2 separate regions of the Mus musculus genome follow, and region 1 is linked to region 2. The links are chromatin loops, found by intact Hi-C in ENCODE. Cell type or tissue: heart. All regions are shown on one strand. Each heading gives the region's core, and the rest is flanking DNA. Links, peaks and the distances in the headings are about the cores only.

The links. Hi-C counts contacts between places; a loop is a spot of excess contacts. Peaks named below come from ENCODE experiments on the same cell type or tissue, not always from the same donor. Only the 100,000 strongest peaks of a DNase experiment are listed, where the experiment ranks them.
Region 1: it touches region 2 in a loop (8-fold over the local background); 10 of 42 quality-filtered maps call a loop at or near these places.

Annotation. Positions count from the first base shown.
Region 1 is chr2:117,009,672-117,025,655 of GRCm38, reverse strand. No RefSeq gene overlaps it. Among named protein-coding and RNA genes, the nearest start is that of Gm39912, 44 kb to the left of the region's middle. In heart, for the core only: no CTCF peak of the experiment used is centred there; DNase peaks (open chromatin) are centred at 6,305, 7,135 and 7,515; H3K27ac peaks cover 392 bases.
Region 2 is chr2:117,111,223-117,127,206 of GRCm38, reverse strand. Spred1 (sprouty protein with EVH-1 domain 1, related sequence) reads right to left here and starts at 6,136. Exons shown (of 7, transcript NM_033524.3): 1 at 5,451-6,136. The coding sequence starts at 5,482. In heart, for the core only: CTCF peaks have their summits at 6,763 and 9,685; DNase peaks (open chromatin) are centred at 6,566, 6,676, 7,076, 7,426 and 3 weaker places; H3K4me3 peaks cover 4,409 bases; H3K27ac peaks cover 3,970 bases.

The DNA of each region.
Region 1 (15,984 bases), core at 3,102-11,101, 100 kb after region 2:
CTGCCAATCATGTCCTTGCCACTAAGGCCATACAATTTTTGTGAACGTTTACCGACAGCCTGGTTTGTCTAATGCCTTAACTGAGTCATCTTGTGGTGTAGGAGGATGAAGAGTCCCTAAACACTTTACAGTCTTATTATAACAAGAGTCAATGGAGATAGAGACAGCAGTGTTGAAAGTAGTGTTATTTTGAAGGTCAATTTTGTGTTGGCTCTTAGAGCGAGTGGCAGGTATTAGCCTTGTGGGTGAACATCTCCCTCCAACTTGGGGCTGACTTGGCTTGCTGTCTTGCATTGTCCACTTGCTGCTCAGGGGCAGCAATGATGTCACTTCAGTGTTCTTGCTTAAAACAGACATGTGTTTTTCTGGAAGTTGCCTGGTGAAAGGGCATGTAATGTTTTACAGGGGCCGACGCTTGTGAGATGCGAGACGTGTGATGTTCGGAAAGAGTATAAGTAGAACCCAACAGACAGTGGAGGACACTCATGCATTGGTTTGCCTTGCAACTCTTTGCTAGTCATTGTTGGGCTCCACTGAGGCTGGTCTTTGCTAACACACTCCTTCTTTCATTAGGTCACCATGCTTTCTTCGCTTTTCTTTTCTTATCATGACTGACGAGAGTAATGCACCAAAGAACTTCTGGTGGTATTCCCGCTGCTTCTTGCCCTTTCCGCAGACTGGTGCAGAATGGTGGAGCCTCACTGTTTCTTCTAGATCGAATCACTGCGACTGATTCGTGTTTGGTGTTCGCCAAGTGGACTGGACTACTGACAACGAAGGTTGGAATCGCCTTAAAGAACTATTTCTAAACATGTCCACAATCCCTATTTCCCTCTTAACCTTTTTTTTCCCTACCTCTTGTGGGTGGTAGGCTAGAAGGGAGGTTGAAGTGTTAAAGAATCCTTACTAAACGTAGGTTTTGAATAATGTAAGCCTACATTCATGTGAGGACCAGAAAGTTCTGCTGTACCTCCTTGATGGTAGAAAACATAGTAAATATATATTAAATCTATATAGTTTCCCAAGTGCAAGATCATGTAGTTTACAAATAGATACACTTCTAAGGTTTCCTTTCCAGCTAGGGACTAAATGTAAAACATGAAAATATAAAGTGCTTAGAAGGTAATGTAGACATGACCTTGGATCAGGCAGTTGTTTCTTAAATTTGAAATGAACAGCACAAACACAAACAGAAAAAAATAGGCAAAAAGATTTCAGCAAAACCTAGTTGTTTTTTCCTAAACAAAACAAAACAAAACAAAACAAAACAAAACAAAAACCCACCCGGAAAATGAGCAGTCAATCTGTGGCATGGGAGAAACTTTGGAAACCACTCTGATAAAGGCTATTATCTAAAATATGTAAAGTGCTCTTATAGCTCAATAATTAAAAAAAAAAGAAAAATATCCTACTGTGGTCAAAGGATCTGAATAGCCATTTGTCTGAAGAAGAAATACAAACAGCCAATATGTACACGAGAGAAATGCAAATAGACTTCTCATGAGATACTTTTTCATATCCTCTAGGATGTCTATAGGTAAAATAATGAGAAATGTTGGTAAACACATGGAGAAATTCAAATCTTGGATTACTAGTGTTTTGTTTTGTTTTATTTTGTTTTGTTTTGTTTTGTTTAGGAAAAAACAACTAGGTTTTGCTGAAATCTTTTTGCCTATTTTTTTCTGTTTGTGTTTGTGCTGTTCATTTCAGAAAACAGTTTGGTACTTCGTCTCAGGGCAACAAAGTCATTACTACTACTTATATGCCAATGAAAACACGGGTCTGAACATGGATGCTTATAGCAGCATTGCCTATAATTACCAAAAAGTAGAAAGAACCCAAATGTTCATCAGTAGATGAATGTATAAGCAAGGAGACATACCACACAATGGAGCATAACTAGCGATTGAAAAGTTGTAAGTACTGATGACATCTTATAGCCTGGGTGAATCTCAAAGATGACTATGGAGTGAAAATAAGCCACCACAAAGAATGAATGGGTGAGTCATTAATGAACCACAGCTCCTATGAATTGTATAGACAGGGGAGTTCAGGGGGAGTGGGCAGAGATGGTTAGTGGCCATGTGTTTCTTTTTAGCCTTAAGAGAACAAGGCAGTTCTTAAGATAGTGTCTTTAAGAAAAATATCCTGAGTAAGGAGAATTGTGAAGGTATGAATGAAGAATGCCCCACCCACACTCCCACACACACTCATGTATTTGATCACTTGCTCTCCAATTTTAGGGAGGTTATGGAACCTTTAGAAGAGTCATTCTTTCTGGAGAAAGTAAATCACTAGGGACAAGCTTTGAGGGCTTATAGCCATACCTCCTGCTTATTCTTTCTGTTTCCTGTATGCAGTTAAAATGTGATCAGCGGCCTCTTGCTCAGCCACTTGCTGCCACGCCATCCTTGTGACTATAGATGCCCTTCTTGAACCATAAGCCCAAACAAACTCTTCCTTCTGTAAGTTGCTTTTGGTCATGGTGTTTACCAACAACAATTAACTTAATTATAAAACTGGGAAGATATTTTATTATTGGATATCATTATGAATTCATCAATTTCTATTCTTTATCTCAGTGTTATACAAGAAGACTCTGTTTCCCAGCTTTCTCAATGTTGAGTTAGCCATGTGTTTGATTCTGTAAATAAGATGGGAGCACAGGTCAGGCTGCATTCTCAAAAGGTGACTGTTGCCATGAATCTCTACTCTCTAGTCACATACAAAGAGTTTGAAAGCACAAATCCTTAGATGGGTGAGTGTGTTCATCATACCAAACCGGTCTATTTTGAATAAGAACTAAGCATTTGCAGTGCTAAGTTATAGGGTAGAAATGGATTAACACATAATGAAACCCAAAAATAAAGTATCATCACAATTTTATGATATCATCATTCTGAGTCTGCTTAGGATTTTTTTTTTTAAATTAAGTGAGCTAAAATATCTGGGCCAACTAGGTGGCTCAGCAGGTAAAGGTACTTGCTGCCAAGATATCTGATAACCTGGGTTTGATCCCTGGAACTCCTATGGTGGAAGGAGAGAACCAAGTCCCTTAAGTTGTTCTGTGACCTCCCTAGGCCATAGCACTTGTGCAGGAGCACACACTCAAATAATAAGTAAATTAAAATTATTTAAATCTTTTAATTTTATAATAGTTTTGATAACAGCTGTATTTTTCTAAAATACCTTGTATATATTTATTAAACATTTTATTTGCACTATAAATCATCCTTAACACCAATGGTAAGTCTATACTTTAGAAATGAATTAATCTAATCCATTTATTTATTTATTTATTTATTGCTTTTGTTTTTGACAACAGGATCGTTTAATAGTACAGGCTATCTTCAACTTGCTATTCTCCTGCTTCAGCCTTTTGAACACCAGGAAAGCAGAACAATAACTTGAGTCCCCTAGAGTCACAGAGGAAGCAGATATCAAAAGCTAGAAGAACTAGAGTCTGGATTTTCTTGCCACTATACCTCGTTTTCAGTTGGCTAAATTTGTGGGGAAAGGATGTGGGCAACAGAAAAACAAACTGAGTCACTGCAACTCAGGGGATTAAAAAGAACACAGGCACAATGTACAAATATGTTGGAGGAAAAAGAAACCAGTAGGAAGTTTTGAAGGCTGCAAGGCAGATGAGGTCTCTTGGAAAACATGACTCCCACACAAATCAGCAGCTTCAGGGGCACGGCTGTCTCGGCCTGTTTTCTGAATTACTCAGCCATACTAATGAGCAGCTCTAGGCCCTTGAGAACGACTGTAAAAATGGAACTCATCCATCTGGAGGGTAGAGTGTGCATATGTTACAGAAATCAATAGTACAGTGGTTCTCGACCTTCCTGATGCTGCGACCCTTTAATAAAGTTCCATCTGCTGTGGAACTTTTTTCTACTTCCAAGCCAATATCATTTTTAAATTTTTTCTTTCATATCATAAAATTATGTTGTTGCTACTTCATAGCTGTACTTTTTCTACTGCTATGAACTATAATAAAGCTATCTGTTATGCAGGATATCTGATATGCAGCCTTAAAGGGGTAACGACCCACTGTAGTAGTAGACTGTTTTTTTTTTTTCATGTCATTAAGAAAATGAGCAAAACCTTGTTCTTGGGCTGGAAGATGGTATGGTGATCATAGCACTTGTGACACAAGCATGAGAATCAGAATTCAGATCCTGTTGATCCTTCTAGGAGGAGGGGAGGAGGGATCATGAGGCTCAGGAGACAAACTAACTTTACATGTAAAACTTGCAAGATTTTGGAGGGCCCTTCTCTAGTGTTATAGAAGCAGTGAGTGACTGATACGGGAGGAGGTCCTGATGGGCAGAGCTGTAGTGAGGAGATTCTCTGACCTGGCCAGCCATCTGCCAGTTGTACAAAGAGTTCCAGGTATGCAACCTTTACAAGCCATCATCCATTTGGGGGGTGGATTTTTTGGTGATGCAGCTGTCTTTGGGTTGTTCCTGCTCCTATATCTTCTCAACCATTCCCTCATCCATAATTCTGTAAGTAATTCCTAGCACTAGTTCAAGAAGTTAGAGTTAGTTCTTTAGCCTGTCATGGGTTTCCTTTCTGGAGTGAATAGAAATGTGTGTATCATTATGTCTTCTCCCGAAAAGTCTTGCATACAGCAGATCCCCAGAACCCACATCCACGTTGGGCGAGCATGGTGATCTGCTTGTCATTCCAGTGTTTGAAAGGCTGAATCAGGGGATCCCTGGAGCATGTTGGCTAGTTTGGCTAGCATCATATAGACAAGCTCTAAGTTCAGTTGAGGCCCTATCTTAACGAGTAAGATGGAAAAGGATAGAAGTCTTATGATGTCAATCTGAGGCTTACATATGCATATGTGTACATGTACACATGCACCTGCACATATATGTGCACCCATGCACATGCAAACATGCATGCATACATTTATATGAGGAAAAAAACTTATTCTGTAATCCAGAATAGAAAAGGGATGAATAACTAAACAACAATAAAAAGATTAAGGAAGTTATGTCTAAATGTAAGAAGAATAATGATTAATGAAACTATATATTATATACATTTATATATATATCATTCTATCTATCTATCTATCTATCTATCTATCTATCTATCTATCTATCTATTTAACTGAAGAGAAGATATGCCTGTATGCCACAGTGTGCATGTGGAGGTCAGAACACAAGTTTCAGGCATGGTTTTTCTTTCTACCATGTGAGGATTGGGGGGAGGTGGGGAATCAAATCAAGGTACTTAGTGTTGTCCACAAGCTCCTATACACACTGATACCTCGTCAGCACTGAACATATCATCTTCGATTCGGGTCCTGTGTTACAAGCTTTTGAATGAATTTAGATTGCCTTTCCACGGCAGCAAGAGAGGGCATGAAGTGAACTTTCCAAGACACCAGGATTTTGAGAATGCTTTACTCTGGCTTATCCTCATAGTCAGCTGTTAGTTCAAGGTTGAAAGCTTTTTCTCTTCAATATTTACAGCATGACCTCAGACAGATTTTCCAGTTTTCCAGATACAAGCTAGGAAGTGTCTCATATGAAAACAATTTCCATTTGAAAAGAAAGAGGAGCAGAAGGAGAAAAGGCAGAAAAGAAAACAAAATCGTTTTCTTCTCCCAACCACCTGGAGTCCATTGATCCCACTCCTCAGCCTTCTTCAATGTGGTTCTTTCTAAATAGTCCATAGGCGGGAACACAGCAAAGGCAAGGACCGGACAGCTGTAGAGATTGTTGCATATGTTTGCAGAAGTACTTAAGGGTTTGCATTTTGCCATTGGGGGAGGGTGGGAGGTGGAGGGGTCTGGGGAGGGGAGGGTGAAGTAACCCCAAACATTTTTTTCAGCTGCCTAATGATGAGCATATATTAAAGGAGGCCTGGAGAGTGCAGCTGAGAATGGCCTAGTTACACTCTTAATCAAGCAACTGCAGTACTGGAATTACTGTAACCTTGGGCAGGTTGCTTAACTTTTCTGTACTTCCTTTAACATGGGCATGAGTGAGGGTCCAGGGGGAGGGGGCTAAACCTGTAGCTTCATAACATACATTTTGAGGAGGGCAGAGGCAAAAGTCAGGGCAGGAGAATTCATTACCAAATTCTCAGTTTTTTGGTTTTTGTTTTATACAGAATGGAGCAAACCTGGAATCGGAGCCAGGCAATTGAAAAAAAAAAAAAGATTCCAGATCTGCATGGTAACAATTTAGACTAACTTCCACTCCTGCTAAAAGCTGAGCTGCAGAGGAAGTTCTTCCCTTGGCCAGCTGCCGTCTTGCCTCCCCCACCCAGCAGACCTTCAGGCCGCTCCCTCCCCACATCTGTTTCCAAGCCTTGGAGCATAGGGTCACAGCATGTCGCAATAAGCCGTGTTAGCAGGCAGCATGAATCAGTAGTAAACCTTTGATTTTAATTCCTTGCTTCTTCAAGAGAGGAAGTGTGGTCTAGTGGTTAACCCACTAAAAAAAGCAGCTAAAAGGCAAAATTCTTGGTCCCCAGCATGGCTCTTCTATTCTTGTTGGGGTACCCAGCCATCAAAGATCCCTTTTGTCCCCCAGGGTTGCTTTATGATGTTAATCCCCGAACTGGCCTCACCAGAAGACTCACTTGGGAAACTGATTTTTTTTTTTAAGTCTCCATCCAAGACCTTCCAAGGAAAGGCCTAGAGTGCTCTAGTTTTAACAAGTACTAGGCATGCTTCTTTAGAATCAGTTTTGGCTCAGCTGATCCATCACACAAACTGGAAGGGTGTTTTCCAGAACAATAGGAAGAAGGCTGAGCAGAAAACAGCAAATCTACCTCGGATTTGCTTTGACCAGCTCAGGTGCAAACCACACTGGAAGAGAGGGAAAGGAGATAGGAATTCTGGTCGGCCCTCCCAGCTGAGCGCGCCTGGGTAGGTCAGAGGAACTGTTCTGGCTGCATTTTTCTCATTTTAAAAATAAAAGTGACTAGATCATCTCTTTCGGTTCTGTGAGTCAATGAATTATTTCTGTGAGTTCACAGAAATGCCAGGATGGACTCTGAACATCTCGTTTCCTGAAAATGACAGGGGTGCAGTCCCGGAGGTGTGGGCTGGCCTGTTTAGAGTTGTGGGAAGCCAGCGGAGACAGGCGGTAGCTAGGAGGTTTGGGGCCAGGGCTGCAGGGAGCGGGAGCGGTCTCCTCACCCTCCTCTCTGGAGGCTCTGCAGCTGGCCTGCTTATGCAAAGGCCTTGGCTCCTCTTTTCTTCTTAAAAGCTTTTCTGACTTGTACATTCCCCTGAGGAGCAGATTCATTGTTTTGCAGAGAATTTGTACTGTGTTTTCATGAAAGGAAGAAAGGAGTTGGAATGGAAGGGCTTGGGAGGATTAGCGAGTGGGCTAGGTTGCCAAAGAAATGAGTCTCTCCATGTGTGATAAATATGCACCCGCCATATTGCTGGCCTCAGATGTACCCAGCAAAATCCTTTGCCCCACTTCCACAAGCCCTAGACCGGTGCTCTTATTCATGGTCTGGACACCAGCTTTCTCATCTGTATTTGGAGCGTGTGGGACTCCTTCCATCCCAGAACAAGTGGGGGTGAGTTAGGAGAAGCAGGGATGAGTCATGGTTGTAGGGAAAGGATGTCTCAGGAAGCCGACACTGAGCAGGCTTCCTAGAAACATCCTGACAGGTCCCATAAAGCCCACGTTTGGTTCTAATTATAACATGCCCACATTTGAGCAGTTTTGCAGTTTTCCCATGGAAACTAACAAAGGCTTCTGAGGAAGAGGAGTTGACTCAGATGTGCGCTCTGTGTATAGGAGTGGGAGCCAGATGAACTTATTTTAAATGAGTGGTTGTCCCTGCACTTTTCCAAAGGAGGAGATAGATACCATACTGGCGTGTCTTTACCTCTTGACATATCTGTGAACGGGGTTAACCACATCATATGAAGGGTTAAAACCAGTTCCGAATCATTAAAAAGATAGTTTTTAAAGTCCAAGATGAAGAAGTGGAACAAATTCTGAGAACGTAGAATTCAGTTTTCCCCTCAAGTGGCGTCAAAAGGCAAGCTAAAAGAACAAAACGAAATATCAGAAATTGGCTTTAGAAGCAGTTTTGAAAAAGAGCCCTGTGAGCCCTGTGGGCATATCTGTGTGGCCCACCCCTTGTGGTACAGCCCCAATATGGCGGCTCTGCTTGCAGAAGACCCTAAAGCTCCCACGCATTGCTGAAAAAAAAAATCACACTGTAGTCAAGGGTGGTTCTAGTAGGCTGTGTTATTTTATTTTGTAATTGAAAATGTTGGAAGATTGGTATTGTCTAAGTGATGAAAGGTGGGGAAAATGAATTGAAAATAAAATTTTCATTATTTTACTCGATGATGAACCAGCACAGAATTAAAAGTTATCCTTAGTAACTGTTCCAGAACTAGCAGTCAGTCAGAACCTGGAAGGGTGGAGGGGTTATTATTTGTTCAGTGTGAAATACTGGAATAACTAGAGCCATCAGTGAGGGAAGAGGGACTCCCCAGACTTCCCTGGGGATGGAGCTGATAATAGCGTGTGACTTGGAGCCACTTGAGATTGTGTGTGTGTGTGTGTGTTTTCTTTTTAATTCTTTGTAAAAAAAAAAAAATCAGCATATGTGGCACTTAGCAAAGAAATGCTGGCTATCTATTTTACAAGATTATCATGTGATCCCAGGTTCTGGAAATCTTAGCAGCTAATGAAGTTTGGCTGGTGTGATGTTTAAGCCCCACCACAGGAAGTGGGGCTAGTCAGAAAACATGCTGGCTGTATTTTGAAAATTTCCAGAAGAATAAGAGATTATCTTGCTGTATAAATTGGATGACCTCATGTTTAGTAACATCTTAGGAAACGATTAAAGCAAATGATGAATCCTTTCCTCAGACATAATTTCTTCAGATTCACCCTTGTTCTGTTGTATGATAAGTTCAAAAAGTTTATCTAGATGATAAAGTTATATTAACCTATAATTTTCCATTTTAAGCTTATGTACTTATTTATTTTATAATAAAATGTCATTTACTAAAAGTTAGGACTTGGGTCTGGGGGATGGCTAGCTGTATAAAGTCTTTGCTGCATAACCATATGCACTGGAGTTCAAATCCCCAGGAAGTGTAGAGAAAGTGGGTAGGTTTGGTGGTTAGCCTGTAGTCCCAGCACTGGATGGCAAAAACAAGGGATGCCCTGGAGAAGCTGGCTCATCAATGAACTCTGGGTTCAACTGAGAGCTCTGCCTCCATGAAAAGGATGGAGAGTGATCTGGAAGGATGCATGACATCACCTCTGCGCCTCTACATGCATATGTATGCAAGTGTGCCCACATGTATGTGAGCACACACATACATTTGGGTAAACACACATAAAAATATAAATAAATGGGTAGACAGATTGATAGGGGAAAAAGAACCAGGGCTAAATAAAACAAGCAGTAATCTCTTAAGGAAGGACCCCAAACATTGTTTGACAATTTCTGTTCAAGAACTGGCCATGGTAGTCTATAATCTGTAATCTACTACATGCTTGAAAGGCGTAGGAGGAGAACTAGAAGTTCCTGGAAAAGATGGCAATACTGAGGGACGAGGAGGGAGGATGGATAAAGAATTCTAAGGAGAACTGAAAATTTACAGGGAAGTATTATTTTATGCTTGTTTTAGAACACTATATAATAAGTGTGAGTGTGTGTGTGTGTGTGTGTGTGTGTGTGTGAGTGTGTACTATTTGGAGTGATAATGATCCCCAGAAAGCCAAAGGCTGAGTGTCAAGAATGGAGAATCTCCCTTCTAGCTGTTTGTCAGGGTTAGTCTATAAGACTCACAAAATGGTATCAGCTATTGCTGTTGCATTTGGTTGCCTCCCAGAACCTGAACGTCAGACCCTATTGCTGAAGATCCATACACTTTAGACACTGGGCTTGGAAAAGTTGATGTGAAACACCATGAAAGCTTCTTTGCTGAATACATGCATTCGTAGTATCCAAAGGCATTGATACAAGCATCTAAGGGGAAAAAACGAGTCAGGATCCTACCCAACGTAAAGCCCAAGAGCACAACAAGGACAAGCACTGAGGTCCATCCTCAGTGGTGCCATAGTGGCACTTACATCCTGGGGACAATCAACAGCCACTTAGTTAGACTTAAAGCCTGCTCAGTAGGATGGATTTCATGCCTGGTACTGTGAACTCAGCCAAGATGCAGTGGGCTGGTGTGGCCATGGACCATGCAGGAGAACCTACTACACCCACTTTCCTAAACCTGTATAATTACCAACTGAGTTCTAAATCTCTATCCTTATGCTCACAGGCAAGATGATCTCTCCAGGGATGGTGAGTTGGCTCAGTGGGTAAGAGCACTGACTCCTCTTCCAAAGGTCTTGAGTTCAAATCCCAGCAACCACATGGTGGCTCATAACCATACGTAATGAGACCTGACTCCCTCTTCTGGAGTGTCTGAAGACAGCTACACTGTACTTACATATGATAAATAAATAAATATTTTAAAAAAAAGAGTATCTCTCCATCTTCATCAAAAAGAAGCTTCTTTTGTCAGGGGACAGAAACCATTACAAAAATCTATAACTGGTCAAAGTGCAGAGAACAGCCAAGTGTGTGGGGGGGGTGCTAATCCCCCATTGACACAATACCTACTCTAAAGGTTTAGGGAACATTGTATGAGAGCGCTAGAAAGAGGCCAGCAGATCATCATGTCTATAGTGAAATCGTGTCTGTATATATCAGGGAATTACACCCATAAAATCTTAACAGTATGGATCCCTAAACAAGACCTGCACAAGGACAAGACCATGTGACACCAGCAAGTGGAAAGAGGAAATATTACAAGGCCCCACTTTTAGCTGAAGAGCTACAGGCAAATAGTGGCTGCTCAGACAGGGAGAACAAGTTTCCTCCAGTGATAAGGCCCCCTGATAGATTATTAAGTCCCAAGTGTTCAGCCCTCACTTTATATCTTTGTATATGAGCAACTGGATCCAGCAATCCTGTGTGTGTGTAAAACAACGATAACTAAAGAAGCAATCATGAACTTGAGAGAGGGCCATTAGGAGGGAAGAATTGGGTGAAGATGATGTAAATGCAATGCTCTGCTATGAAATTCTAAAATATAAATAGTTTAGAAAAAAATTAAGATCAAGGTGTCATGATTGAATTCAAGGTGCTTTGGGCTGGATGAAGAATTAGCCGGTCCCCTGTCCAGTAGAAGCTACGGCAGATGAAGGAAAGGATGCTGTGAGCACATGAGGAGGAGCTGTAAACCCAGGCAGAGGATTCTACGAGGACTTCTCTCAGGACGGGATGCTTAGCTGCTGTCCTCCACAGTGTGTTGTCCCCCCTCACTTCCTCATCCATAGTGGAATTTATAATCATTAACTTGAACAATCTGATCGATTCTTATTGGCTCCTTGTATGTTTCCTTTTTCTTTGCTTCCAGTTCACATGTGTATCTATCTCAGCAGCAAATAGCTGAAAGAAGCTTTGGGGAAGCCTATTGGTTGCCTCCGAACTGATTCCTTCTTGTTTGTGTTCCTATGTCTAGAGGCACACTGTCTTGGGTATCCTAGAGTGGCCTTGAACCTGCTACATACCTGGGAATGACTTTGAAGTTCTGGTCCTCCCGTCTGTAGCTCCTGAGTTCGGAGACTGAGGGCATGCACCACACTGGGTTTATGGGATACCAGGGATCAAACCCCAGGATTTGATGTATGTATGTAAGCATGCTAAGCAAACAAGCTAACAACTGAGCTATATCCCAAGCCCAGAACGTATCATTTTATAGGACGTTCCTCTTATGCTTGGAAACTGATATGCATAAGAGATTTAGCTTGAAGATTTAGAAAAGAAGAACCCCAGGGCCAAAAGCAAATAGAAAGTCAAACTAGGAAACTGAACATTGTATAAGAAGACAAACACACAGACACAGACACAGACACAGACACAGACACAGACACAGACACAGACACAGACACAGACACAGACACAGACACAGGCACAGACACAGACACAGGCACAGACACTCCTCACAAACACACACATACACACACACCTCACACTATTTATACTTTGAAAGTTCTTTCAAAGTCAAAGAGAGGAAGTGAATGGTCCTTACTACACAACCAGGCCTCATTCACTCTTAAAGCTCTTCATCGATGTAGATATCATTTATTTCCTCAAATTTGAAATTGTAAAAAAGCATTTGCTCAGTCCATTGATTGATTTTTCTAAAAATACCAACATGATGGATTGACTTTTCTTCTTCGCTTTCTCTTCGGTCAGCCCTTTTTCTCTCTGAGCCCTCCATAGTGTCTCCATCTTTATCCAGCAGCAGTAGCGCAGATGCCACGTCACTCAAATTTACATCCACAAGACCAATAAGTGAGATATAGTAGCGGAAGTCTGTGTCCTCCCTCAGTCTGTCATTCATGCAGCACATGTGTTCAGGAATACATAAGCATTTATGAAGGATGGTATCTGAAGTTGTTTCTTCATAGTAGCCATGAGGAAAGTATTTCTGAGCCAGTCAGCGAAACCTCCATGTCAATGTGGGACCACAAATGCTTAGTCATGGGACCAAGAGTGCTTACTCATGATAAAGATTCGTAGATTCCATTCCAGATCTAGTGAGACAGAGTCAAATCAAGGTAGTGGCATTTTAAAGGAGCTTTCTGTATGATCTTTTGTCATCTAGGCACCATCACACCAAGAGTATTCTCCATCACACCAAGAGTATTCTGTTTTTATTTTGTTTTGTTTTGTTTTGTTTTGTTTTGTTTTGTTTTGTTTTGTTTTGTTTTTCCGAGACAGGGTTTCTCTGTATAGCCCTGGCTGTTCTGGAACTCACTCTGTAGACCAGGCTAGCCTCGAACTCAGAAATCTGCCTGCCTCTGCCTCCCAAGTGCTGGGATTAAAGGCATGTGCCACTACCACCCAGCGAGTATTCTTAAAATACATGTGAAATAAGGTTCAATGAAATCATGCCTGGCTCCAAGGAAATCAGTCAACATTTTTATGACCAGAGTGTGTACTACAGGGAGGGGTTGGTGCCATGTTTAAAAGAATTAAGTAAAAAAGGCCTTATTTATGATAGGAGGCATGGTCATGGACAATTAACCATCATTTGGTTTCCATGGTAAAGCAACAGCTTTTTTTTTTTTTCTCCTCCACCTATGGAAACAGAGAAAAAGCCATCAGTAGTCCATGTAGTAAGGACCCAGCAAATCACCCACTAAGAGATTAACCTTGGAAGAAAGCTAGTCCCACCCCCAATGACATACACATATATACCTCACCTCCAGCAACCATCAATTGCCAGTATCTTCTCAGCTAGGAGTGGGACCTTATGAGCCCCTCTTCCACCCATGTTCCAGTGAGTGGCTTGACACCCATGCTCAGACTGGCAGCAGTAAGTTAACTTGTTGGGTTTTAAAAAGAGTACATGAAGTTAGGTAGGAAAAATAGTGTGTGGGGAGGGCATCTGGGAGAAGTTGGAAGGGGGACAATAGGGATATATTTAATGAAAACATTAAATTCATGTATGAAAATTTCAGACAGTTGAGGAAAAAGATGAGCCTCATTTCAAATCCCATTGAAAGCATTTTCTTCTGCTCAAAAAGGGTGTGTTGCGTGTTACCAGCAGTGACTTCATCAGGTAGAGAAAACCAGGACAGATGAAATATGGTCACCAACTCTTGCAATCTGTCCTCTGCACACATTTGGAAAACTAAAGTTTTGACAGATTGCTTGAATGGAATCACCATTTTGGAACAACCAGCAGCTTTGTCTACATTCTGCTAAGATGGAAGTTAATGGCTTCCTCTCAGTAGGTGGATGTTAGGACTCTGCTATTCCTTGCGGTGAACTGATGATTTTGTGCCTCGTCTGGGATGTCTTGCATGGTCATTCTGCAGACTGTGTGATATGTCTTTGGAACCAGCTTGGTACCATGTTTTGGTTCTCATTGCCAAGCCTTGCTATGTTCTTTACTGCTGGACTTGTTGACTGCAACAGCATCTGATAGGTCTTCCCATGTGACGATGTGTATTTAGCAATAGCCAAAATAAAATCTCTTATAAATGTTGAGAAGCCAGCCACTAAGAATGAAGTACCGACTAATTCGTGCTGTGGATGGACCTTGAAGACATTATGCTAAGTAAAAGAAGCCAGGCACAAAAGGCCACATATTATGTGATCCCATTAATATGAAATGCTCAGAATAAGCAAATCAATAGAAACAGAAAGTAGATTAGCGGTCGCCAGAGGCGGGAGGAGGGGAGCATGGAGAGCAATTGCTAATGGATGTGAGGTTTCTTCTTAGGGTTATGAAATATTCTAAAATTAGTTGTGATTTTTGTACAACCTTGAAGAGATTCTGAAACCAACTGAGCTATACATTTAAAAATGGTGGCTTTTATTGCATGTGAACTCTATTGCAACAGAGGTGCCCTTGAAAAACTAATTTTAAAAATGGTAGACACCTGTGGAAAGTTTGGGTTCCTTGGTAGGCTGAAATAAGGAAGTTTAAATTTAATTCAAGCTGGGTGTGGTGGCTTGTGCCTTCAGTCCCAGCACTGGACAGGCACAAACAGATCTCTGTGAATTTCAGGGTAGCTTGAGCTACCTAGTAAATTATAGGACAACCAGGGCTATATAGAAAGACCCTGTCTTAAAGAAACCAACAAAAATGCAAATAAATAAATAAACAAATAGAATTTGTCAGTAAGAAAATTATGAGGCCATCAAAGAGCTGAGATTCTATTTAAACCTAGCCTGTTGTTTCAATCTCACCATGTACTAGATCTCTTTGCGTATATCTAAGAGGTAGAGTTTATACAACTCTGTTTTCACATGTGATACAAAATTTGAGTGTGCATGTTTGGGCATTGCCCGAGACAGGTAGCAACACGTGGTGGCCATTAAGGTGAATTTGGAATCACTGGAAAGGGTGCCATGTTACTCTCAGCATTCACTATAAAAACACATATGTTAGGTAGGATACACTTACCCTAGTACTAAGACTAAGCTTTAATTATCAGGGCTCTTTGGGATATGACAATCACTTAGAGTGACTGTGTGAGATTCCAAAATAGTCACTCAACTACAGCTTCCTGCTATGCTAAGAAGCCTCCCTCACCATGTGGCCTCCAGTGCCTCTTGTTAGGCTTTAGTGACCATCTCTACAAATAAACATGTAGTAGAATATGAGGAATTTTTTTTTCCAAAGATGAGTGTTCTAACCATTCAGGGCAGACCCGACTCCACTCACTGTGTGGATCCAGAGAATGTGGGTAAGTGCTGAGGTTTTGTCTAAATTCTTCAGGAAGAAGCCTCGGTGTTTTCTTTCTGTTGACCACAAGAGATATATTTAGTTATCCAGAAGGGTAGTCAGTCTGCCAGGGAAATTATCCCAAAGAACATGAAGCAAGCTATTCCTTGGCAGACCTGGGGGCTGGGTAGATGGGCCTTGTTTCAAAACAGCTTACTGACTCTGCCACAGAGTCCCATGTCCATGTGTTCTCCTGGGAGAAAACTTCTACGGAGGCAACATGAAAGCTAACAGACTGGATGAAGGAGTACGGTGCCATCTGGCTTCCTCACGAGCAGGATTGCTCTTTTTATCAGAATTATTTTCAGAGTTTTGCGGGGGTTGAGGGGATTGACCATCTTGAATACCAACTCAGTGTTAATTCTCTGCTTAATTTTTTTATTCAAAAGTCTCCTAATACAAACACCAGAAACGTTAATTTTTCCACTAGAGGAAAAAACAAAAACCAAACCAAACCAAAAAAAAAAAAAAAAAAAAAAAAAAAAACCAAAAGAACCCCCAACCTCCCCCCAACCCCCGCCAAGGCTTAGTAGAATCAAGTGGCCAGCATCTAGAGTGAAAGCACAGCCTTGTATTTATGAAGCTTTAAGAATAACGTAATTGAATGCCCAAATCCCCGCCAAGGAGTTGGAATGCTGGGTATTTACTTTTACCTG
Region 2 (15,984 bases), core at 3,475-11,474:
CCATAATGCTTAGTTCAAACTCCTTCCACTACAAATAAGCCAGCTTCATTCACCCTCGATCACAGAATTAGTTAGAAGAAAAGCATCTCTCAGGGCACAAAACAGTTAAAAATTAAATACATACGCACATGACCTCTGAATGATCACTTTAATCCTAAATATAATGCAGTATTTCAAAAATTCTAGCTACCCTAAAACATTTTTTCTAAACAAATCATTTCTACTTTACCACCCAGCACATTTTAAATCTGAATAAAATTTCATTCTCTATAAAACTGGTATTATAATTGGTATTATAATTTTCAGAGAACTGAACAGACATTTCAAAGCCTAAGTATTCTCATAGACTATTTTTTCTTTTGTATATAATTTAATAAAAAAAAAGTGACCTTCCTAGACAATCTCAAGGATAAAACAACAGATACAGATTTAAAAAAAAATTAAAGGTCAATCTCCATACTGTTCCAAAAAAACCAGAACAAATTCCAACAATATTAGATGAGTAAACATTAATGTATACCATTCTTTGGATATATAATAACAACTAAAAGTAACATTCTAGAATGATAACTCAAACATAGCAGAAATATTCACATATATTAATCTACCGTATCATTCACTATGAAATTCCACTCAGAAAAAGGGTGAGGGTGTGTTGTATTTGTGTGTGTATAAATATTAACTATGTAATTCTTAAATAAAGCTTTTCACACAGTGCTTGGAACGATGTGAAAAAATCCAAAATATGAATATCATGTTTTGTCATATGTAAAGGACACAATTACATAACAAATGTTAGTCCTTGCTATCCCATGGTAGCACAACAAATAAGTTGTCTCTGAACTAGTTTTCTTGCTCAAGTGGGTAAACTATTTTTCATATTGGCAGTTTTGAAGGTTAGAGAAGAAATGTAGACCTCTGAGTATCAGCCTACCCAACACTCAGTGAGACCTATTAGCCACCTTACCCTAATCAGAGCTAGGTTGTCAGTCCCTCTTTCCCCCAGAGTCTTCCCCCTCCACCAGCAACAGCATACAGTGAGGAAGCCTATACTGTTTACCCTTTCCCCAACAACAGGCTTCTTTATTCCTAACAGTTTATTATAGTTGGCACCATGGAGAAGCTGTAAAAGAAAGGAACTTTCAAATCTTTTAAATCAATCAGATAAATGAGTACCTTTTTGTTGATACAGTGCATAGCTCAGAGCCCAGCACAGTGATTATCCAGGAGTATCCAGAATAGTTTTAGGTCTCAACTATTATTTCTAAAACTTGAGAAAATATAACATGTCAAAAATGAAGCCAATTTTGGCCTTAGGAAATAAAAGGGTAAATCTTCTTTAAAAGATAATATAATTTATTTTCCCGTAATTTTGAGCCTATTTTCTAACAAAGCTAAATGATCCCTAATGTAAAAAGTCACACACACACACAAGTGTATAACAAGCATTATGAAAGAAGAAGCAATAACAGACATAAAAATGTATAAATGAATATGATTTTTGAAATCTCACTATAAGTACGGATCAAGTACACAATGATACAGGACGACAGTGTTGGAGATCACGGCATAAATGAGTCTTCTGGGGGAAAATTATTTCTACAAGTTTTTTGTTTTGTTTTGTTTTGTTTTTTGAGCATGTTAGGTTAGCATAGTTTAAAACATACAATTCAAAACCAAAAGCTTTCTATCAGAAAGGAGAAGTGAAGGTGAACAAGGATTGAGCTCCACTGACTTCTAAACAAATTTTACATTATGTATCCATGATACCCACATAAACATAATTACCTGAATAATTGTTACACAGCTTCCCAATGTTTCCTTCTATTCAGCTCTAGAATACTTTCTAACTATATGTATAATGTATGCATAATCATATACATATATAAGACAAATGGAATTAAATATATATACTCACATAATGACACTGCGAGGTACATTTTTAAAGAAGTACTATATGATATAACCACAAAATTTACTTTTGACAGGAAAAATGGTTCTAACATAGATTATACTACAACAAATTTATCTCAAGTGATCCAATTTTAATTAAAAGTCTAAAATTACTGTAAATTCTAGCTTGCTATTAAAAAGCCTAGTTCTGGCACAGCAGGCGGTTCTGACTGATGTGCACACAGTAAACAAAATGCTTGGTTTTACAGTTACTTGACTCCTCCCAGTACTGTGGTCAGACTGGCAAAGGCCATGCAGTGTTATACGCAGTCAACAACAAATTACCAAGGCCCTATGCATTCCATAATATATACTTAGGAGTTCAAATTTGTATTTAAAAGGCTAATCCATTATATATAAGGTACATCTTTACTGGAAATATTTGGAGCATCAGAAAATAAAGTATTAACCTCAAAAATAAAATTATATTGCTCGTTCCTTTATTTGTGGCATAAAGCAGTCTACTTCTAAAGTATGCTTACTGTCTTTTGAAAAATCTAATTAAAAATGTTTTAGTACATTTATTTGTGTGATTGTTTTGAATGTAGAGGTACATGGAGGTCAGAGTACAACTTGTGGGAACAGGTTCCACCATGTAAGTCCTTGAAATGAAACTCAGGTCATGAGGTTGCAAGGTATAAAGTGCCTGTACCAGCTGAGCCATCTGACCTGCCTAAAAAATCTTATTTTTAAACATGAATTTGAAACGATTATCTAAGGCTTCATCCTATCCTCATTCATTTTTCCCTCATTTGACTTATCACTGTCAAGATGCCTTTTACATTTTTATATAATACATCTTCCACTAATTCCTGATTAGATATGTAAGTACCTCAGTTACCTATTTATACACACACACACACACACACACAAAATCTAAATTCAAATAACGGTTTTTCAAAATGAGGGCTCTAAAAGGCCCTACTACATTTTAGCATAGTGGCTGTCAATTTTTAGAAGTTAACACGATCTTCCGAGAAATTGATTATAGTCATCTTCTTTAAAAGGCTAGAAACAAAGAAAAAGATGAAGCAATAAAGTGTTAGGAATAATTTCTACTGTAATCAAATCCCTATGAAGGATAGTTTAAGAAAAGAGAGAAAAGAACAAAATTAAAACAAGGCCATTTTAAACCAAACCTAAGCCCACGAGGGCTCTACTGAATCTCTCGTTTTTTCCTAATGTGTGATTACAAATAATGAATTTTCATTTCAAAACTTCACCTCCTATGTTAAAGATGAGCTCTACAATGACCAGATTAAACGGGACATTCCAAGAAATCCACTTTGTGGCAGAGCCAAGGTTCAAGTAAACAGTGTCAGGTCTAGCAGCCACTATTAGCAGATGAACATAATCATTTCCTCACGTTCATTAACCACCACCACCCATTTTTGCCCCATGAAAAAGCTCTCAGAGGACAATACATGCTAAAATAGATCACCCTTTTACTACCCAAACTAACAGTTACAAGGCTCCTCAGGACAATGTATTAATATGGCAGTATATCTTTGTGAAAACAATTTTAAAAATCTGAATGAATAATTTCCCAGTTGCCCATAAGTACATTTGGAGGTGGGGTGGGGGCTGTTTGAAAGCATCAGTATCTTGAGAATTAAAACAATCATTAATATTTTTTCATTTTAGTTCAACAACGGTTCTATCCACTGAGATCTCTTTCATACACTTACTTGCACTTTCAATTTACTATAGTACCAAAAAAAAAAAAAAAAAAAAAGGCCTGTTTTGAAACAATATATTCTACATTTGCTTTAATCTACACCCATCATTTGTTCTTTGGCCGAAGTAAGGCAATACTACTTTCTAAACTATTAAAATGGTAAGACATCTTTCCCCATCTCTAAAATAGATCATAAGATTTTTATCCCAGCTGCTTTATTGCAAGATACTAATAAAAGTTCCCGTCATTCCCTTCAGCATTTCCGCAGTTTTTCTCAGCCCAGCATTGAGACAGGGTTCTTGATCTGGCTCAAAATAGATCTAGTCTGCGGAAGGCAGTGACAGTGTACTGCACTGTGAATGGACAGCCAGGTATTTTATGAATGGAGGCGATCACGTGATCCCAGCACCTCCCCGAACTGATATTTCCCACATAACTGTGTCAACATTCTGAGAACTGGGGTAGTTGTTTGTGTGTGCGCGTATGTTCCAAATTTTAATCTAAAACTTCAAATTCTCCTCACTTCCTGAACCCAAAAATCTACACAAGGACAAACAAGCTTCGAGTGGTTTTCTTAGGAAAGCCTTTCAAGTTGTCCAAGGTGATGGATGTTTAATTATTTTTTTTATGAATGAAGTGTGCTATGCAAATGAGGGCGATTCACAAAAAGAGAGAACATGGCGGCCACTTCTGCTTCTAGACTGCACTGACTGCAGCAATCCACCTCCTTCCACACCCGCTCCTCAATGCGTGCTTTTCAAAGGGGGGGGGCGTTGCTCGGCATTTTTCTGCTATTTTATGGTAAACGGGCCTTTAAAGCCTTCTCGAAAAGATCTGACTTGAGGAATGCACTTTATTTAAAGGAATGCATCCTAAGGACTAGACTTCATTTAACTCTTCATAGCCCTCCAAATACAAACAAAAATTGAATTCAATTACAGAAAAAACAGACACCAAAATTCGGCCCCAAATTAACTCTCAACAGGAAACTCTTACAGCCCCATTATTCCTTCAAGAGGCTGCTACATTAAAGCAAAATATTTAAAAGGCACGGTGATTCATTTGGAAAACCTAAGGACAGTCCAAAAAAGCAAAAACTTATGGATCAAGCTCTGATGAAGTCACCAACGCGTTCGGCAATGTAAACCGTACTTTATCACAGACGGAAGCCAAACCCTAGCATTCAAAATTTTTAATTACTCTGTTCTTGATTAAGACGGGTTCAATACTCTCGAAGGTTAAAAAAATAATAATAAAAAAACACAATAGCTCAACATCGCCCACACTCCAGGTGTCCTTAATCCTATTTAATTCTTAAAATGTTTCCCTAACCCTATCTTTTTACTAGAATAGTATAGGTCATAAGTTTAAAAAGTGGGGCGGGGGGCGAAGGCTTAATCGGTATTTAGGAGTCACTGAGTCATCGAATTAGGATTCAAGAGCAGTTTGCGGCTGGAGGTGCTCCCACACATTAGTTTCCGAGCGAAATAGCTGTAGAGGCAGGGTGGCTGGATGTTCAAGGTGTTTGGGGAGGGGGGGCGGGTTTGACGCCGGAGTGAAGGGCAGGCAAAGGGTAGTTTCTACTCCACTTTGAGCTACCCACATTATTACTCTGTCTCGGAGACGTCCGACTGCTACGCCGCCTCTGCACTGCACTCGATACCCTTCCCCAAGCAGAGAGGCGAAAATGCACGAATGAAAAGGGGTGCTGCCATTAAAGAAAATGGCCCGACACATCGGGCATCTATCACCTCCCGGGCGGGACGGGCTGGGGGGAGGGGGCTGCCCCCCGGGCTCAACCAGGCCAGGGCTCGCTTACTCGTTGTCAGAAGTCGCCGTCTCCTCGCTCATCTTTCCCTCACCGTGATCCGATCAGGAGATGGAGGAGCAACAGCAGGCAGGGAAGCAGCGGCAGCGGCGGCACCGAGGGGCGGCGGGCGACGACGGCCGGCGGGGCGCGCGGGCAGCGGCTCGGGGGCCTCACCATGGTGGATGCCTCACTCGGAGCGGTGCCCCGCGAGCCGGGCAGCCCGGCCACCCCCGCAGGGGGGCGGCGGCAGCAAGCGCGGCCGTGGCGACCCCAGCGGTTTGCCGCGCCGAGGTCGAGTGCGAAGCCGAGACGGCGCGGGCGACTGCGGGCGCTGAGGGGGACGCGGCCGGTGGCTGAGGCGGTGCTGCTCTCAGGGGCGCGGCGACGGGCGGGCGGCGGGAGCCGGCGGGGGGCAGCCGAGCGCTGGCTGCGGGAGGCGGCGCGGTCCCGCCGAGGTGCCGCGCACCATCTCCCGCCTGGCCGCCGGCTGCCCGCGCGGCGCGCCTGGTCGGCCCTCAGGGGCTGCCTCGGACGCGCTCCAGCTGAGGGGCCGCAGGCAGGGCGCGAGGCGAGCGTCGGAGCCCGAGGGCACAGTGCCGAGCGGCGGCGACGAGGGCCGAGATCAGCGCTGCTCGGCGGCCCGCTCCTCACGCCCGCGAGAGGGGAGCCGCGAGGGGGGCGGCGGAAGCGCTCACGCCGCCCGCTCCTTCCGCCGCTCGAACCGGGGGCGCCCGCGGGAGAGGCAGGCGAAGTAGTCCCTCGCGACTTCTGGGCCGCCGGGGCTCGCGCGGGTGCGGCTGGGCGGACGTGGGGCGCGGCTGCAAGCCGGAGGCGCGGGGCCTCTGAGGGGTCGGGGGGAAACCTAAAAGCCGCGGCCCGCAGTCGAATCACTGCAGCTCTGGATCGTGGGCAGCATAACAAGTTTCAGGAAAGTAGTTCCCTCCTCCCCTCGCTTCCCAAATCGTCGGGCAGCGGGAGCGGGGCGAGGAGGGTGGCGGAGGGATATGTCGCTGCACTGCATCGCGCGCGTGTGCGTGCGCGCGCTCCAAACTCTTGGCACGCCGAGGAAAGGGGGCGGGGGTGGGAGCTGTGAGCCGAGCTGCTCCGGGACTGGCATTGTTGCGACGCTCAAGTCCCCGTTACTCGGCCTGGGATATCCGGGTTGCCGGGACAAGCGGGCAGCACACCGTGTGCTCGGGGAAGAAATCGGGAGGCCACTCCGTACTGCTCAGTGCGCGTGCACGCGCGCGCGTGTGTTGTGTTTTTCTTGCAAAGAATGGAACTGGCATGAGTTCATCTCTTAGTGGGGGTTACAGGCCAGGACTGCAAAGCGAGCTCCTCCTGCTGTCCCTCTAGTTGCATTGCTGCAGTTCCCTTGCTTCTTGCACAAGGGTAGTTGTGTGCGTGTGATGTGTGTGTGTGTGTGTGTGTGTGTGTGTGTGTGTGTGTGTGTGTGTGTGTGTGTGTGTAGAAAGAGTTGGTTTCAATACCTCGCAGCGCGATCCTCACTGCGCAAACAGCATGCAATGCTGGGCATTCATCTCTGGAAGCACGAGTGCTTGTTAATGGAGAACGGCTTCCATTGAAGCCCGGGGTAGGCGGGTTACATGAATCTGGCGCATCCAGCAGCACAGGAAATAACTCCCGCTGCGAGCGAGGTTGCATAACTATAGCGCAGGAGAAGCCTGTGTGGCACGAACTTTGGCGAACAGAGGCGGAACGGTTGTTGGATAGGCAGCTGTCACGTTTGCATTGTCAGAGGACAATGTATGCAATCATCCCAAAAGATCTTTTTTGCACAAGAACCTTCTAAGGTTGAGGGCTGGAGCCTGGGATCTTTGTGACCGGAGGGCTAGGAACTCCTAGCTCTATAAATTCTATTATCTTGTCTCTAAGAAGTCAGCTTATACACAAGATGGCCTGGGGGACTGACTCCCTAGCGCTCCTAAGTTCCTGTGGCGTCTCCCTAGGCGGTTTTGCGATAGGCTTTTCACTTTGTTCTCAAGTTTACTTAACCCCCGGGGAAGGAAGCTTCCTGTTCCAGCCACCTTGAGAGATAGAACAATTCCAAGGGAAGAAGTCCAGCGGGCCTCCTAAGGAAACCGTCACTCTTCAGCCAAAGGTTTCCAGGAAGCCTCAGAATTGCTGCTCTCCTCCGAATGAGTACACACTAATGTGCTAACAGTACTGTGCACATAAGAGTGCCTAATGTGTGTTTGACGAAGGAATAAAGGCGCTAACCCAGCCAGCCGTGCACCAAAAACCCATACCGTGGATCACTGAGGTTTCTTTATATAACTTCCAGCCGCGTCTGCAGGATTGTTCATCTTAGGAACAAGTGGGGATGGGAAAAAGGAGTGAGTGAGTGGAGCGTGGGAAGAGATCTCCACTCCTACCATTTTGAACTTGATCTTAGGATGTGAAGAACCTGAACTCCAGAGTGTAGGTGCTAGTCTGTTCTCCAGGTACTAACTGGCTTTGCCCGCTCATGTTTAAATCCGGGCCAGACTGGCAGCTAATGTGGAGGCTGGGGTAGGAGGATTCCAAGTTCAAGGTCTGCCTGGGTTACAGAACCAGTTCAAGGCTAGCCTCCTTAATTTAGCAAAACCCTGTCTCAATATAAAAATTTAAAATGAAAAGGGGGCCAAAGTTCTAGCCTTGTAGTGGAAGGCCCGGGGTTGGAGTGGGAAGAGGTAGACTTGAAACCCTCGGCTAAATCCCCAGTACTGAGGTGGGAGGGGAGAGCTTGATCGCCCAGAGCCTGTTCTTAAGTAACTCACTTAAATTCTGTCTAGTTTATGTGGCTAATAAGCATCTATTTCACAGAGCTTTTATATGGATTGATGGGCTAGCAACACACATAAAGCACTTAGTACAAATTCTGAGGTGGTAGTATGTCCAGTTCTCACTATAATTTTATAAAACAGAAGTTCTAAAGCCCATGTCAAAGTGATGGCATGTGAAGGTTAATTGAAAAGCACTCGGCATTGTTCAGTCATTCAACAAATAACCATCTGTCGTTTCCTGTGCACCCCAGTAGACACATGGCCTGGCCCTTGGTAAGCCATCAACAGTGATAACCATCAGAGTTATGATTAAGGACAAAGGTAGCCATTTGCAAAGGCAGCTTTCTCTTTTGAGGAGACACAGCTGTCTGAGGCTCCTGTGCAGCCCAGAAATCATCAGAACTGACTTTTGGGTAAGATGAGAAAACTGTCTTCATCCTACACCAAGTAATGTGCTGTACACACACATACATACATACATACATACATACATACATTCATACATACATTCATACATACATACATACATACATACATGAGAAAACTGTCTTTATCCTACACCAAGTAATGTGCTGTCCACACACACACATACATACATACATACATACATACATACATGAGAAAACTGTCTTTATCCTACACCAAGTAATGTGCTGTCCACACATACATACATACATACATACATACATACATGAGAAAACTGTCTTTATCCTACACCAAGTAATGTGCTGTCCACACACACACACATAATACATACATACATGAGAAAACTGTCTTTATCCTACACCAAGTAATGTGCTGTCCACACATACATACATACATACATACATACATACATACATGAGAAAACTGTCTTTATCCTACACCAAGTAATGTGCTGTCCACACACACACACATAATACATACATACATGAGAAAACTGTCTTTATCCTACACCAAGTAATGTGCTGTCCACACACACATACATACATACATACATACATACATACATGAGAAAACTGTCTTTATCCTACACCAAGTAATGTGCTGTCCACACATACATACATACATACATACATACATACATACATACATGAGAAAACTGTCTTTATCCTACACCAAATAATGTGCTGTCCACACACACACACATTCATACATACATACATTCATACATACATACATACATACATACATACATGAGAAAACTGTCTTTATCCTACACCAAGTAATGTGCTGTCCACACACACATACATTCATACATACATACATACATACATACATGAGAAAACTGTCTTTATCCTACACCAAGTAATGTGCTGTCCACACACACATACATTCATACATACATACATACAGAGAGAGAGAGAGAGAGACTGGTCAACAGCCTAAATGAATGTGTAGGTGGTGGTCAAGCTACCAACTCTTTTAAGTTAAGATCCTTCTGTGTCCATTTTAAGAGGACCTTGCAGTTCCCACCACTTACCAGTAGTTGACGATCTTACTTACCTTTAATATTATATATTGCCCACTCAAGTTTCAATCATTCTAGGCCTGACTGACACACCCCTATGATTCGAGCTGATGTAGAGGCTGAGGTCAGAGGATTGCAAGTTCAAGGACTGCCTGGCTTACAGAACCAGTTTAATATATATTGTACATTAAAATATTGTTTAACTGTGGAACAGAAGTGATCTTACAAGGATGCTCAGAGCCTAGTGCCTGGGTTTTGAAGTATAAAAATACAAAAGATATGTCCCAGTGGCGTGGGGCTAGAAGGCCTCTGCTGCTGCAAACTCTTTAAGCGTCCACCTGGGGCCCAAGCTCCAGGACATTGGATGACTCGATGCAGAGTTTGCTACTGTGTGGGCCTGAGAGCAGTCCCACTAGCCTCGGAACCTGCTCTTGGTATTGGTGGGAGAAGTGGGTGAGCTGGTAGAACTCTTTCATCAGTGGAAGTCTGATGGCAGAGCCTTGCAACATCTTCATCTACCTGGTAGCATTTGCAGTCCACTATCATGTGGCTTTATCTCAAGCAGTAGTCTCCAAAATGAACACCAATCAACAATGTGACCCAGTCCATCTGTCTCAAGATTCTGCATGTAAGTCCACAGACTTGCCCCATGGGACTACCTTTGAAGACCAGGCTAAAGGGCCTGCAGAGCCTTCCCCTGATTTGAACTGCCCCTGCCAGTTACTTCAAAATAAAAGACCAAAGAGATTGAGAACTCAAGATTGGCTACAGGTAAGTGTGATCGTTTGTATATGCTTGGCCCAGGGAATGGCACTATTAGGAGGTATGGCCTATTTGGAGATGTGTCACTGTAGGCGTGGGCTTAAGACCCTCACCTTAGCTGTCTGGAAGTCAGTCTTCCACTAGCAGCCTTCAGATGAAGACGTGGAACTCTCGCTCTGCCTGCACCGTGCCTACCTAGGTGCTACCCATCTCCTACCTTGATGATGATGATCTGAACCTCTGAGCTTGTAAGCCAGACCCACTTAAATGTTGTCCTTTATAAGACTTGCCTTGGTCATGGTGTCTACTCACAGCAGTAAAACCCTAACTAAGACAGTAAGTATATTTCCTTCACTATTTTATATCGAAATGTTCTACAATAAAGGTCTTTCCCACTCATCTTCTGTGGGTGCCTCTTTTTGTACTTCTTTTCCAAAGCGCTGAGGATCAAACCCAGAATCCTGTGTGAACTAAGCAAGAGCTCTGCCTTAGACTCTCCCCCCAGCTCTGTGAATAGCGAGCCCCTCGGCTCGAGGCTCTGGTCATCATGGCTGTAGTATGCCCAACAACTCTCCTTTTCCAGAAGTACACTGTTTCAGTCCTTCACCGTCTTCTGCTTTCTTTGCAAGCACCTTGTCATCCTGTCTCCTAATACATTTGTAACTAAAGCCATCGCTCTAACCAGCACCAAAACCAAACAAACCAAAACCCCAAACCCAGCTTCTCCTGTATGTGAGAAGCTGCAGGCATCACAGTTACATCTGAAGTTCCAGCTCTGGAGGTTGCTACTCGTCAAGGATTCTAAGGCTAGGTTCTGGCTCTTCAAGGGAGGGGGCATTTGTATTTGCTTGGTTGTTTTTCTCTGAGGGTGGGGTTGAGGAAGAAGGCTGGCCACAATAGTTGGTTCCCACAGTTGGCAAGCTTTCTGTACTCTGTCTTTGGCTTCTTAAAATTGGCCACACCCACCAAACACCAACGAGTTACAAGGTAGTGCAGTGGATTCTCAACCTGAGGGTAAGGTACTTACATAACGGTAGCAAAGCTACAGTTATCAGATATTGTAACAATAGCAACATTACAGTTAGGAAGTAGCAACAAAATAATTTTATGGTTGGAGAACTGTATGTATTAAAGGGTCACAGTGTTCGGAAGGCTGAGAACCACTGGGGTCATTGCTGTAACCTGGAAGTCAAATGAACCCTTTTCTCTCCCTAGATGGTTTTTGGTTATATTTGTCATAGCAATAGAAAGGAAACTGGAATAATTATGAGTAGTGTCAAGGGCCAACAAGAGAGGAGTAAAACCATGATTGTCAAGTGAGACCAAAATGGGATCATTTCAGAAAAGCTAAATCATAGGTGGAGTCAGGTAAAATAGTTCACATGTGGTTGATACATTGCTTGCCAACTTGACAGGATCTACAATCACCTAAGAGACAGGCCTTTGAGGGGTTTTCTACTTAGTTAACTGAGGTGGAAAGACCCACTTTCCCTGGGGGCAGCAGCATCTCATAGGCTGGGGTCCTGGACTGAACAAAAGAGGAAGCACACTGAGGACCAACGCCCATCGGTCTCTGCCTTTTGCTCGTAGATGGCATGGGACGCATTGCCGCAAATACCTGCCACTATGTCTTTCCCAGCACAATTGGCAAAACCTGATACCATAAGCTTTGCTTTCTTAAATCATTTTTTCGGGATATTTTCTCACAGCAGTATGAGATGCAACTGATGAAATTGGCAAGGACAGTAAATGGTTCCCTATGCTCTGCCCCTCACAGTCTTCCCCACAATGCACTCCATAGTAACCATCTTTCCTATGAAGATGTCTTCTGAGCGTCTCTCCTTTCAGCCTTTACTATTTTTACATTATTAATGTATTAATGACCTTTTGGCAGTTTATGAATGTACATTGGTTTCCCCAAGGAAACAAGGTACTTTTCATATTTTTTGGTGTTCTTTTTAGCAGCAGCTTTTGATAGCAGAGCTTTTGAGGTGGAAGATTGTGCCAAGGTCTTATCTACACATAAAGGTAAAGCCGTGTAGCCTGCCTCTGGGCCGGAACCACAAGTCCCTCGCACTTGGATATATGGTGGTTCCGCATTTCACACACACACCATGTCTGGTACTCTGCTCTCCGCAGATATTTGTACACTCGGCAAGCCCAAGAGGAGGGAGCCATGCCAACACGTGAGGTTCTCTTAGTACTTAAAGGACTAGTTCCCTTCTGTTTCTGAACCCCCCCTTACCTTAGCATTGCTCCTTCATAGCTGCTAGGCATTAATGTTCACACTTTGACTCTATTTTCATGGTGCAATATGCTTTGTATAACGTTTTTCTCTCCCCCTTCTTCTTCTTTCTCTCCCCCTCCCTTCCTCATTCTTTTTTCCTCCCTGTTCTCCCCTTCCTTCTTCCTCCACTCCCTGCCTCTTTCTCTCTCCCTTTCCCTTCTCACCTTCCTCCCCGTTGTCTTCTTTTTCCTTCTCTCCCTCCTTCTCTCTCTCCCTTTCTGTAGGATAATCAATCCAGTGGCTAATGAGCCCTACCCCTCAGTGGAATTACAAAACAGTAACTGCGTTTCTAAATAGTTCCCTTGCCTCTAGCCTGCTTCTCTTCTTCACTGAGTTTCCGTGTTCTTCCAGAATGATGTAAAGTATGAAAGGCAAGTGTGCTATTTTCTATTTCTCCCTAGGGACTGCAATTGTTAGTCTGGTTGTATCCGGTATGTGTGAAATCAGTTTACTTTTAATGCTATAACTGCCTTTTACAGGAAGTTTCTACAAGATTGGGATGAGTACAAGGGAAGTGAGCAGTCTGCGATTTCCTTTATGTTCAGTGTAATCTTAGCAGGGAGGATGCTTAGCAGACCCTTGTTACTAAATAAAGCACTCCCCTCTACCACTGTCCTCCCAGATGGCTGCTGCTTTCCCATTCCATAAGGGCTGTGCTCCCTTACGGCAGACATGAAGGGTCAAATATGCATCACAAGAGACTCCTAAGGCTATGTGCATGCAATACAAATGTTATTAACAGTAGTAAGAAAAGATTCTAGGTAGTTCTCAGGTTGTCATTTTATAGCACTGACTTTCCTTTTAGTGAGTAAAAACCTTTGTATAGGATTTTAGTGTCCTGTAGGACCTTAGCTTCTTAATGTCTTTGCCCAGTAAGAACCATTACCAACTCCAATTTACAGAGACTTGAGAATTAGACCTCAGGGAGGTTAAGCTACTTGTCTGGGTTTTGTACAGTTAGAGCTGCACCTTTACTACTCTCCCTCCCCAGCTCCCTCCTCTTCTCCCCCCTCCGCCTTCTCTTCCCCACCCCCTTGCTCCTTCCTGTTTATGTGTTTCAGTGTTTTATAGAATATTTCAAACACAGGCTCCTAGGTAGCACATGCTTCTATTTTGAGTCATTACTCCTTTGGATGCTGGTTTGGCAGGCGAAACCATCTACCTGTAGATAGAAGGGGGATTAAATTCCCTGGTTGTTTTCAATTGGCTTCTATGGTCCTTAAGTTTCTTTATAATCCATCAGCTCTCAGGGTAGAGCCTAGAGACTTCTGAGATCTCTTTTTATAACTAAGTAGCTAAATTAGAGTCTTAGTAGCAAGAATACCTCATCAGAAGGAAAAAGCATCTGGGTCTCTGGCATCTTTGGGTGATGCCAACAACGTTAACGAACATGGTGGCAAGTAGCCATGTGTGGCTATTTATTCCTGAGATGTACTAGGGATATTTCAAATGCTCAGCAGACATGTGTACTTAACTATAGAACATTTCTATTATCATAGGAAAGCTGTCTTGGACACTTTTGTGTAGAGATGTATATTGCTATAAATAATACAGGGACTTATCTTGTTGTTAAAATGGACGTGTAACAATGTTTATGCTTTCAAATGTGTTATCACTGGCTTGATCCAGGACACTGGATTTCTGCCTTTTGATATATGATTACCTATTCATTTTTATCTACTAAAGGTGAAAGAGAGAATAATTTCATAGTTAAGGTCTTTAATAAACCCACAGGAGATATCTCTGTTGGGGGACATAAATTCACTAATTTATTTGTTTTCTGAAAATACTTTCTGAAAAGTGTCCATCCTTTCTACTCAGAGCTGCAAAGCATCACCTTGAGTTGGTTAGAAATTAGGCTTCTAGCCTCTACCCCATCCTTCTTGAATTGAAATTTTCACTTAGCAGTACTTTCCAGGTAACCCATCTGTACATTGATGTTTAGCAAGGCCTGATAAAAGATAATCTGCAGGTGAGGCTGTCTTTTGCTAACATTGTGTCTCAGAGCTGTCCAGACTCTAAGAATACAAAAACATAAGGCCGTCAGTCCTCTCACTGATTGAGTTCCTTCTCCAGTCCCAACACACAGAGCCATTGCCCTAGCTTCTGTTACCCACTTCCTTCCAGCCTGTAACTTTGACACCTTGGCCTCTTGCCTTAGCTCACCTCTGGTGGGCATATTGCTTACCTAGTTTCCTGTAGACCTACAACTCAGTTTGGGAACTCTGCCTCCCTGTGATGGTTAGTATTGACTGTCAGGTTGTCAGAGTAGGTAACAGCCCTCTGGGGACATCCGTGAGGACTGATTGATATGGGAATGACTGCCATCAGCTTGGATGGTACCATTCCTGGACTAGGGGTCTGGGTTGCCTATAAAGGAGAAAGCTTGCTGAGCACCAGCCCTGGTCCTTCTCTGCTTCCTGACTGTGGATACAATATTACCAGTTGCTTCAAATGCCTGCTGCCATGCCTTCCTGCCATGATGGGTTGTAGAAACTGTGAGCTGAAATATTTTTTTTTCAACTCAAGAAGAACGAAGACAGAAGTGTGGACACTTTGCCCCTTCTTAGAATTGGGAACAAAACACCCATGGAAGAAGTTACAGAGACAAAGTTTGGAGCTGAGACAAAAGGATGGACCATCTAGAAACTGCCATATCCGGGGATCCATCCCATAATCAGCTTCCAAACACTGACACCATTGCATACACTAGCAAGATTTTGCTGAAAGGACCCAGATATAGCTGTCTCTTGCGAGGCTATGCCGGGGCCTAGCAAACACAGAAGTGGATGCTCACAGTCAGCTATTGGATGGATCACAGGGCCCCCAATGGAGGAGCTAGAGAAAGTAACCAAGGAGCTAAAGGGATCTGCAACCCTATAGGTGGAACAACAATATGAACTAACCAGTACCCCCCGGAGCTCGTGTCTCTAGCTGCATATGTATCAGAAGATGGCCTAGTCGGCCATCAGTGGAAAGAGAGGCCCATTGATCGTGCAAACTTTATATGCCTCAGTACAGGGGAACGCCAGGGCTAAGAAGTGGGAGTGGGAGGGTGAGGGAGTGGGTGGGGGAGCATGTGGAGGACTTTTGGGATAGCATTGGAAATGTAAATGAAATAAATACCCAATTAAAAAAAAGAAATATTTTTTTCCTTCCCTAAGTAACTGTGGTCTGGTTTTTCTCCTCACTTAATAATAGGTAATAGAGTTAATATAGTCCCTTCTTCCTTCTTTTCTTTAAAACATATCTGACTTC